Regions from separate parts of the Homo sapiens genome. Here region 1 is linked to region 2. Evidence: chromatin contacts called from ENCODE POLR2A ChIA-PET data. All regions are on one chromosome and are shown on one strand. The core of a region is the stretch at or near the end of the contact, and the rest is flanking DNA. Distances in the headings are between cores, read along the strand shown. Region 1 overlaps PLCG2 (phospholipase C gamma 2). Region 2 overlaps CMIP (c-Maf inducing protein).

What was found. ChIA-PET counts read pairs that join two places held with the same protein, here RNA polymerase II (POLR2A).
Region 1: POLR2A ChIA-PET joins it to region 2 with 15 read pairs in activated B cell. The contact joins two enhancer-like sites. POLR2A ChIA-PET finds 5 or more read pairs at or near these places in 2 of 52 experiments (OCI-LY7 and activated B cell).

Annotation. Positions count from the first base shown.
Region 1 is chr16:81,825,415-81,830,610 of GRCh38, forward strand. All of the region lies in intron 2 of PLCG2 (phospholipase C gamma 2), which reads left to right. It overlaps LOC124903731 (a long non-coding RNA gene), which reads right to left. Exons shown (of 2, transcript XR_007065139.1): 2 at 4,172-4,422. Among named protein-coding and RNA genes, the nearest start is that of PLCG2, 49 kb to the left of the region's middle. Within about 2 kb of position 2,722, at least 3 of the 41 ENCODE cell types and tissues checked have a DNase peak (open chromatin) inside an H3K27ac peak, as active enhancers do.
Region 2 is chr16:81,566,171-81,571,126 of GRCh38, forward strand. The region is part of intron 1 of CMIP (c-Maf inducing protein); the gene reads left to right. Among named protein-coding and RNA genes, the nearest start is that of MIR7854, 35 kb to the left of the region's middle. Within about 2 kb of position 2,306, at least 6 of the 41 ENCODE cell types and tissues checked have a DNase peak (open chromatin) inside an H3K27ac peak, as active enhancers do.

The DNA.
Region 1 (5,196 bases), core at 1,472-3,971, 260 kb after region 2:
AGTAGCTGGGACTACAGGCATGGCATGCGCCAGCACACCTGGCTAGTTTTTTGTATTTTTAGTAGAGACAGGGTTTCACCATGTTGGCCAGGCTGGTCTCCAACTCCTGACCTCAGGTGTTCCACCTGCCTCGGTCTCCCAAAGTGCTGGGATTATAGGCGTGAGCCACCGCGCCCAGCCCGAGATGCTCTAATCTTTTAGAGCAGTAATAGTAGGTTGGTGCAAATGTAATTGCAGTTTAATTGTAACTTTAATGGCAAAAATTGTGACAACTTTTGCACTCATCTAATAGGAAACACACTCCCACGTAACCATCTCCTGAGATCCCTTTCCTTGACCCATTCGGTAAATATTTACTGAGCCCCTCCACATGCTGGAGACTCTGCTTGTCACCAGATTGACCAAAGCAAGGTCTTGTCCTTCAGGGGTTCAAGTCTTAGGAAGACAGAGACAAGATGACAAGGCTAAGATTGTCACATAGGGTGTTAGGTGGATCGTAGAGAAAGAAGACATAGAAATCAGATGGCATTGGACCAGAGAAATTTTCTCAGATGTCAGTGAAAGGAGCTTTGAACTTGGAGCGAGCTCTGGAAATGTTGTCTGGTCGCACTGGGTATCTAGTAAATATTTCAAACTCAACGTGTCCAAAATGGAATTTGTCACCAAAACAACGGAGATCTCTGCCTTTAAAACCTATTCCTCCAGTTTTCCCCATTGTGGTAAGAGATACCACCATCCAGCCAGGTCCCCATGCCAGAAAGCTAGAGTCCTCCTCGGCCCCTTTGCCACCTTCATTTCTGGCATCATGTCCACCTCCTGGTTCTTGGGGTTCATCACTGTTTGGAGATGTGCTTCCCTCTGCCACGGCAAGGCTCCAGGATCCTAGGCTCAGAGATGGGGGAACCGAGAAAAGCATCAAGTATGATCTGTGTCCTCACCTAGGTGCAGTAGGAGGTCAGTGTAGGGGTCCATGGGCAGGTTCCCTGGGCTCCAGTTTCAGCTCTGCACTTACCAGTGTGACCTTGAGGTCAAAGTGCTCGACCTCGTGTGCCTCAGTCTCCTCACTGATAAAATCGCAATAATAGTAGGACCTATCTCACAGCAGTGTTTTAGAATTCAATGTAACAAGCACTTAGAATAACACATGTTCAGTCAGTGATAGTGGTGGTTGTTGGAGGAAGCTTCTCTACAATACTCAGTGCTTCAAATGGTGATAGCAGCAGCCACTCATTAACCACGTCCTCTCAGTGGTCTTATTAACCTCTGTCCTTGGCGCTTTAAAAATCCTCCTCATGCTTTTTGACGAGTCTACCCATTTTATAGATGGGGAAACTGAGTTTCATAAAGTAGCAAGAACCTTCCCAAAGCCACTTAGCTGGAACAGCTTTACCGTGATTTTCTAGTATGACTCTCAAGGCTGCCGGAGACAATTTTGAGTAATTGCTGGGTTTTTAAAAAGTTCTTCTTCTGTATCCATTTGAGGTCTTGGTTTATCCCTGCTGGAGATCCGCAGAACCAGCCTCCTGCCTCCTGTGGATCCGATGAGATGACTGAAGATAGGACACTTGATCCTGGACTTGTTTCTACTTCCAGCCTCCCTGTTCCCCTAGGGAATTTCCTCATGTTTTGCAGATTCCTAAGCCCCATGATTGTGCTGTGGCCTAGGGCTGCATGTCCTTGTTGACCTTGCGCTGAAATAAGACTCAGGGGATGCCCCTCAACGGGATGTGTGGTAAGGTGCATGGTTAATCTCATACATTATAGAGGATTGCTGGGTTTTTTTTTTTTTGGGGACAGGGTCTCACTCTGCCACTGAGGCTGGAGTGCAGTGGTGCCACTATCGCTCACTGCAGCCTCAGCTTCCCAGGATCAAGTGATCTTATCTCAGTCTCCCAAGTACCTGGGACCACAGGTGTATGCTCCCATGCGCAGCTATTTTTTGTATTTTTTTTTTGGTAGAGCTGGGGTTTTGCCATGTTTCCCAGGCTGATCTCGAACTCCTAGGCTCAAGGAGTTCACCTGTCTTGGCTTCCCAAAGGGCTGGGATTACAGGCATGAGTCACTGTACCCGGCCTGCATTTATTTCTTTAAAATCCTACTTCCTCTGTTTCAGATGAGGGATCAGAAACATAAATACCTGCAGGCAGCTGGATAGGTGACCTAAATAAGAGAAGCAGGTTGTATCTAGGGGACAAATGACAATAAACACAGGCTGCACACTGGGAAAGTTCTAAGGGTGGTGGGAACCGTGGTTAACGGGGAGTCAGTGCATGTGTGCCTGGTGTAAAGTGGACAGATCCTACGTCATGCTGCAGGCTCAGGGTCCACAGATCTGCAGTTGGAAATGTAGGTTGTTACTGTGAAATCTCCTCATTTAAAAAAAAGCGTTGACGCCGCCAGGCACGGTGGTTCATGCCTGTAATCCCAGCACTTTGGGAGGCCAAGGTGGGTGGATCACCTGAGGTCGGGAGTTCAAGTCCAACCTGATCAACATGGAGAAACCCCGTCTCTACTAAAAATACAAAAGTAGCCAGGCATGGTGGCGGATGCCTGTAATCCCAGCTCTTTGAGAGGCTGAGGAAGGAGAATTGCTTGCACCTGGGAGGCGGAGCTTGCACTGAGCCGAGATCATGCCATTGCACTCCAGCCTGCGCAACAAGAGCAAAACTCCGTCTCAAAAAAAAAAAAAAAAAAAAAAGTTGACTCATTGAAACACACAAATAAGCAAAATGATCTTCACCTGACAAAACACTCCTGTACCCTGATGCAGTTCCCAGGCCAACAACTTGTGAAGTCTGTTCCAGACTGTTGAGAAATGTCATTTTTTTTTTTTTTTTTTTTTTTTTTTTGAGACAGAATCTTGCTCTGTCACCCAGGCTGGAATGCAGTGGTGTGATCTCGGCTCACTGCAAGCTCCGCCTCCCAAGTACACGCCATTCTCCTGCCTCAGCCTCCTGGGACTACAGGTGCCTGCCACCACGCCCGGCTAATTTTTTTGTATTTTTAGTAGAGACTGGGTTTCACCATGTTAGCCAGGATGGTCTCGATCTCCTGACCTCGTGATCCACCCATCTCGGCCTCCCAAAGTGGTGGGATTACAGGCGTGAGCCACCGCACCCGGCCGAGAAGCGTCATTTTTATTCTGTGCTGTGGTGTGGTGCCTCTTCCTTTGCTTTTATGAGCTGCAGTTTTGATCAGCGAGTCCTTGCGGGTCAGCAGAGGGTCTTGAGAAAAGGTTGCTTTTACAACCTTAAGCAAGTTATAAAAGTCGTCTGAGACTCAGTTTCCTCATATAGAAGCCAGCCGTCACAGCCTCAGCCTTCCGAAGCTGCTGTGATGATTGAACAATGTGGCATTTTCCTGAGTGCCTGGTGAAGTCGGGTACATAGAAGGTTTCAACAAATGTGAATTTATTTCCCCTTAACTTGCATTCCTTTTTCTTTTCTGAATGCCGAGGTGGGTGGATCATGAGTTCAGGAGATAAGAGGCTGTATCTTACCAACTGCATTCTGATTTTACAGGAGATCACAGAATGAATTTCCTGTGTGGGCCATTCTCTCAAACATTGCTAGTCTCAGGAATAGTCAGAAAAGCACAGGACCTGGCTTTTAATGATGACAAGGACTGCCCCCTCTGCCCTGTCTTTTTTGTATCTGTGATTTTCATTCATTAATGGGGTAGTTAGTAGTTTTTATTTTATTTTATTTTTTTTGAGACGGAGTCTGGCTCTGTCACCCAGGCTGGAGTGCAGTGGCACGATCTCGGCTCACTGCAACCTCTGTCTTCCGGGTTCAAGCGATTCTCCTGCCTCAGCCTCCTGAGTAGCTGGGATTACATGCACACACCAACGTGCCCGGCTAATTTTTGTATTTTTAGTAGAGATGGGATTTCACCCTGTTGGTCAGGCTGGCCTTGAACTCCTGACTTCAGGTGATCTGCCCGCCTCGGCCTCCCAAAGTGCTGGGATTACAGGCGTGAGCCACCGTGCCTAGCCAGTTTCACCATGTTGACCAGGCTAGTCTCGAACTCCTAAGCTCAGGTGATCCACCCTCCTTGGCCTCCCGAAGTGTTGGGATTACAGGTGTGAGCCACCACACCCGGCCCATTTCTCTGTTTTATATTGCCATGATACCTTTGCCAAAAGTGAGAAATTAACATTACCACATCGCTATCAAAGTTCCAGAATTTATTTGGACTTTAACAGTTTCTCCTCGTATGTTCTCCTTCTGTTCCAGGATTCATCCAGGACACCACATTGCACCTAGTTTTTGTTTATTTCCATCGATATGTAGAGGTGTTTCTTTCTTTTGAATTGCTGTAGAGCATTCCATTGGTGACAAGAGCCATTTTGTCCACTCTCTCCTGCTGGGCATTTGTGCTGAGTCCCTTTCTCCTTTGAAATTGCAGAGGGTGCTGTGGTAGCTGTGGATGGGGAAGGAACCTCTGAGTGGGGGGGCGTGTGTATTTCCAGCCTCAGTAGTGAGTGCCAAATCGCTCTCTAGGGGGCTTATTCTACCTCTCGGTGGCATCCCCACTAGGTGCCAGGCACTTTCCTGCTGTGGACCCATGAACGGGCAGTGCTGTCTTGCCTTCAAGGAGTGGAGAGATTAAATATATAATAGTGGCCGGGTGCAGTGGCTCATGCCTATAATCTCAGCACTTTGGGAGGCTGAGGCAGGGGGATCACTTGAGCCCAGGGATTTGAGAATAGCCTGGGTAACATGATGAAACCCTGTCTCTACAAAAAGTACAAAAATTAGCCAGGCATGTTGGCACGCATCTGTGGTCCCAGCTACTTAGGAGTCTGAGGTGGGAAGATCACCTAAGCCCAGGAGGTTGAGGCTGTAGTGAGCTGTGATCATGCCACTCACTCCAGCAGTGTCTTGTCTTTTTCTTCTTCTTTTTTCTTGAGACAGAGTCTTGCTCTGTGGCCCAGGCTGGAGGGCAGTGGTGCTACTTTTGGCTCACTGCAACCTCCACTTCTTGGGTTCAAGCGTTTCTTGTGCCTCAGCCTTCCAAGTAGCTGGGATTATAGGCGCATGCCACCACCACTGGCTAATTTTTGTATTTTTATTAGAGACAGGATTTCACCACGTTGGCCATGCTGGTCTTGGAACTCCTGACCTCAAGTGATCCATAGGCCTCAGCCTCCCAAAGTGCTGGGATTACAGGCATAAGCCCCCATGCCTGGTAAGA
Region 2 (4,956 bases), core at 1,056-3,555:
TCAAGAAGGAGGGTGCGCCGGTGTGGCTGGATGAGTTGTGGCTTCCAGATAAAATTATGTGCTTGGGGTTTAGTGGACTTAGGCCTTATTCATGCTTCTGTGTTTGCTCAGCCTACCAGGCCCCGTACCTGGTCTCCCAGCCTCCTGGGGACACATCGGGTTCCTTGCTGTTCTTTCAGACAGTGAAGGAGCCTTCCTCCCTCACTGCTGCTGTTCCTTCCTTCCTGTCTGCTCTTTCTCAGGCAGGTCCTGCTCATGGTGCCCACCCATGCTACACTGGGTGAGGAGGTCATGGAGCTGGAGCCACGCACAACTGGATTTTGGTACCACAGCTTTGCTGTGTGACTCTGGGTATATTACTAGATCTCTGTTTCTTCATATTCAAGGAGGCCTTCCTAGGTTGCCTGCTTACCAGGTCTTGGCAGGGGTCTAATGCATTCATTCCTGCTTCTCCTAGGACCCAATGATTCTACTCCCAATTCTGTTCCCAAGAGAACTGAGTGCTTCTGTCTACTAACAGACATAAACAAGAATATTCAGAGCAGCCTTAGTCATAGTAGCCTCCAACTAGAAACAACCCAAGTATCCATCAACAGTGGAACAGATAAACCAATTGTGGCATAGTTATACAATGGAGTACTACACAGCAATGAAAAATAAACACCATGGATGAATCTCACAGATATTATGTTGAACAAAATAAAGTAAAATGAGTACATAGTGTATTATTCCAGTTATAGGAAGTTCAAGGTCAGACAAAACTACCCTGTAGTGATAGAGGTTGGAATGATGGTTACTTCTTGAGGGAATTGCCAAGAAGGGACATGAGAGAGCCTTCTAGGGTGCTGGGTGGTGGTCACATGAGTGTGAGCATTTGTCAGGCTGTATGCTTGCCATCAGTATGTATGAGCGACTTCTCGTACCTCCTGCACCCAGAGACAAGCATCCTTCAGCCATACAGTTTCTGTGGATGCTCACTGGGTCTTCGGAGCCATGTGTCCGGCTGGGAGGAATTCCCACATCGAAGTCCGAGGCTTTGCCGCCTGGCGGAAACCCCGCACCACGGGAGCTTGTGCTGCTCTCAGGGCAGCTGCAGACTTCCCTGAAGGGACTTGCTTGTCCTAGAAGCATGTCATGCAGTGAGACACCGCTGCTACAGGGCGGAATCCACTTCTTTCCATTCTTGGATGTGGCATCCGTGGCAGGTGTTGGGAGGGTGGCCTGGCCACATCCTCACCTTCCCCGGGCCCAGGAGCTCCAAGTCAGGCAGTATTTGGGCCTCAGGAAAACAGTGTGGCCTGGAGGGAGGCAGACTCACTTTGGGAATTCCCTTGCTGCACAACTTTGGGTAAGGGATGCCACGTCTCTGGGCCTCAGTTTCCACTTCACACCTTCAGGGATGGTGTGAGGATCACCCAAGAGACCACATGGGAAGTGTCGGCCCCTTGCGTGGCTAGAAGCTAGGCTGAAAGTCCCTTTCCCTCTCACAGTATGCCACGCCGCCCTCAGGACCCTCCTGCTCTGCCTCTCCATGCGCTGCTCCTCTGCTGTGTCGTCTGCACAGAACTGACCACCTTCTAAAGGGCATTTGCCTTATTTCGTCCCCGCTTCTTGTCACCTCCCCGAAGCGCAGAGATTCTTGTTTATTCTGTTCACTGCTGTATATCTGCAGCCCTGGGCACGTAGTAGGTGCTTGATAAATAGTTGTTGACTTGACTTGTTAGCAGCTGGTAGAAGCTTCCCCTAATGTTTCATTCTCCAGGCTTTATTTTGAGTGAAGTTGAGGCCAGAAGGCCTCAGTATCCTCTTCCAGGGATGCTGGGAACTGTAGACTGGATGACCGTGAGCTTTTCAGTGTGTGTGTGTGTGTTTTTTTTTTTTTTTTTTTTTGAAGCTGGAAGAAACTGTACAGAAAAGAGGCCCATTTTGCAGATATGGAGACCAAGGTCCAGAGGGACCAGGGCCTTGCCTTCTAGGGCACCTTTGATGGGAGAATCCGTAGGCTTGATGTTGAGGTCCTTCGGTTTGTCTTTCTGCCTTTTCATTGCAACTCCAGGGGGAGAGGGACCCTCTGGCCTCACCCTTGGCTCTGACCTCAGTGCGGTCAGTAAAGTCTGCCTTTCCCTCTAACTTTCACCTCTTTCTCCCCACTGCCTACGTGCCTGCCCTCTGCCCACTGAAAGTGGGAGCATCAGAAGGGAGCTGTGCCCCCAACCCCCATGTGAGGGACAGATCAGCAAAAGCCTCAAAGTCCGTGGGCCGTGTGTCTCCCATCTCATTGTGGCTGGGGCCCCGGGCAAGGGCACCGTGCCTCGGGAGTGAGTCACTCTCTCTCTGTGCCAGGCAGGAGCTCCAGGGACTAGGGGTGACCCAAGAGTGAAGGCCTGATGGGGAGGAGGACCCGGCATGACAGCCCTTGGCTTGCTGGGGGAGGAGAGTGGAAACTTTTACATTTGTTTCTCGCTTTCAACCCAGTAAGTAGGAATCAGCCTAACAGATCAGCAAGAGCCTCAAACCTTGGCTCGTTCTGTTCAAGAAGACAGAAACCACAAAGGCAAGGAGAGCTGGAGTTGGCTCCATAACAAAGTGACCCTTGAGCGTGGAAAAGCAGACCAGCAACCAGCCTCGCCATAAACCAGTCTGAAAGGCGAGTGGGTGACCTGGGAAAACGCACTTGTGGCCCAGTTGACAATTGAAGGGTTAAATGACCTTAATAAGCCGAAGTAGCTGTGAATCAGTGAGAAACTGTGACTGCCTCAAGGGGAAAAGGTGCAAAGAACAAAAGAGAAATACAGTGAAAAACTGTCAGCTTCTCAAAAATCAAAGAGATGTAAATTAGAACAGGGGGTGCAGTTTTTCACCTGGAGAACTCGCAGAGGTTTAAATAAGATCGTACATTTTACGAAGAAGGCATCTGTAGCACCCTTATGAATGCTTTCCCTTCTGGGTGCATAATCGCCCTCCTCTAAATTGGATGCTCTTGGGGTGACCTCACCTGGTTCTCTCTCCCCATCACCCTGTATCCCTTGAGAATATCTGTAGTGACAGCTCCTGAGCACCTGTTGTGTATCATGCATTCTATACATACTGTCTCATTCTGGGGGTTCCATTGTTCCACTTCGCAGAGGCAAAAACTGAGGCGCAGAATGATGAAATGACTTCGGCGAGGTACCCCAGTAGGTAATGGAGCTGGCATCTGAACCTAGGGTAACCAGCCTCAAGCCCGTGCTCTCCTTTTTTGCTTATTTTCCACCACTGTTTGGTCCCTGGCTCTCCCAGAGGGACATGGCACTGGCTGGGCCTCAGGGGATCCTGGCTTCTCTTGAATTCAGTGTTACCTTCCAGCTGCCGAGACCTGCAGGAACTGATTCCACAGGACAGTCCTGCCAAGGAGGCAAGCGGGCCAGAGAGAGGCGGCAGCAACTTTCTGACAGGTGCCGGGGAAGTCCCGATTTGCAATGCTTGCCCGTTTCTACTGTGTAAATACTTACACTATGGCCAAAGTGAGATGCTTAAATGCAGAGTTTGGAAAAGATGGGCACAGTTGGCTTCTGGGAGCTGGAAAGAGCTGGCTTAGCCATAGCTTCACCACTGCCCAGGTGGGTGACTTTGACCTGGTGTCAACCTCTCTGAGACTCGGTTTTCTCATCTGTAAAATGGGAGCAGTATTTGCTGCATAGGGTGGTTGATTGTGAGGATTAAATGAGTGAATGTGTGTCTAGCGCCTGTACTGTGGTAGGTGCTGTCTAAGCGTTCGTTATGAGTGCACTTAACTTTCATTCATTCATTCATTCATTCATTCATTCAGCTTTCACTAACTTCTTCAGCCCTCCAGCATCTGTCTGTCAAAGCCAACTGTCCACCAGGCCTGTGCTAGAATCTTCCTTTTCCCTCTCTCCCTTGGAGTATCAATGGGGGAAGGGGGATGGCCTCACCCCTTCTGCAGACGGGCTTGTCTGGATCCTTGTTTGCTGTGATTTGAGCCAAGGACAGCTGTAGTTTTTTTGTGTTTTTTAGAAATTTCCACTTGTGTGGCTGCCTCCCTTGGTGTAGCCACAGAGGGGGTGGAGAAGGCGCATCCTCTGGGGGTCGTGGACCTTCCAAAAGCCAATCCTAGCACCCCGTGTTGTCAGTTTAGAGGCAGTGGCCTGGGAACTGGCAGTAGACTTCCGGGATGGCTGTCGTGGGGCCAGTGCTGTGCGGGGGAAGCACACTGGCGGTGAACCTGGCTTGGCTGCTTCTCAGTGGACTGCCTTGGGCAAACCACTGCTCCGTTCTGAGCCTCGGTGTATTTTTTTAGTCTATAAAATGTGCTAACAATGGCCTCCTGGCAGGTGGTGGGACCGCTAGTTTTGAAGAAGCCGAGGTGGAAACGCCAGGGAGCCCCACCCTACCCCTGTGGGACATTGAGAGTCTCCAGACTGATCCCCTTCTTCCTGGAGGCCCCAGCAGGTCCCTGGGAGGAGAACCAGGGATGGCCTGAGGAAAGGCTCTCCCTGGCAAAAACGCGGTCCTGTTTGAACTTGGTTCTCTGTTAACATGTGCTGAAAGGAGACGCCGGTGCTCTGTCTCTAGCGATCCCTGGTTCCAGGTCCCCATTCTGTTCCCAATCCAAGCCTTTGGGTCGTTAGTCCTCCACCAAGGCCACCAGTGATCAGGACCTCTGTTTCCAGAGCCCTCCTGTGTCCCAGGTGCGTGACTGGGACAAGTCTGAGAAATGATCACAGCCCAGAGGAGCCTGCGGACACGTGATGATGAAATGTCCCATGGGGTCGTGAAACAGAAAAGGGACATTAGAGAAAAAAACTGAGGAACTCTGAATCAACTGTGGACTTTAGCAATAAAATGTTTTAATATTATTTCATTAGTTGTAACAAATTCACCACACTAATGTCAGATGTAAATAGTCGGAAAATGAGGTGTGGGTATGCGTATGGGAACTCTAGGTACTAACTC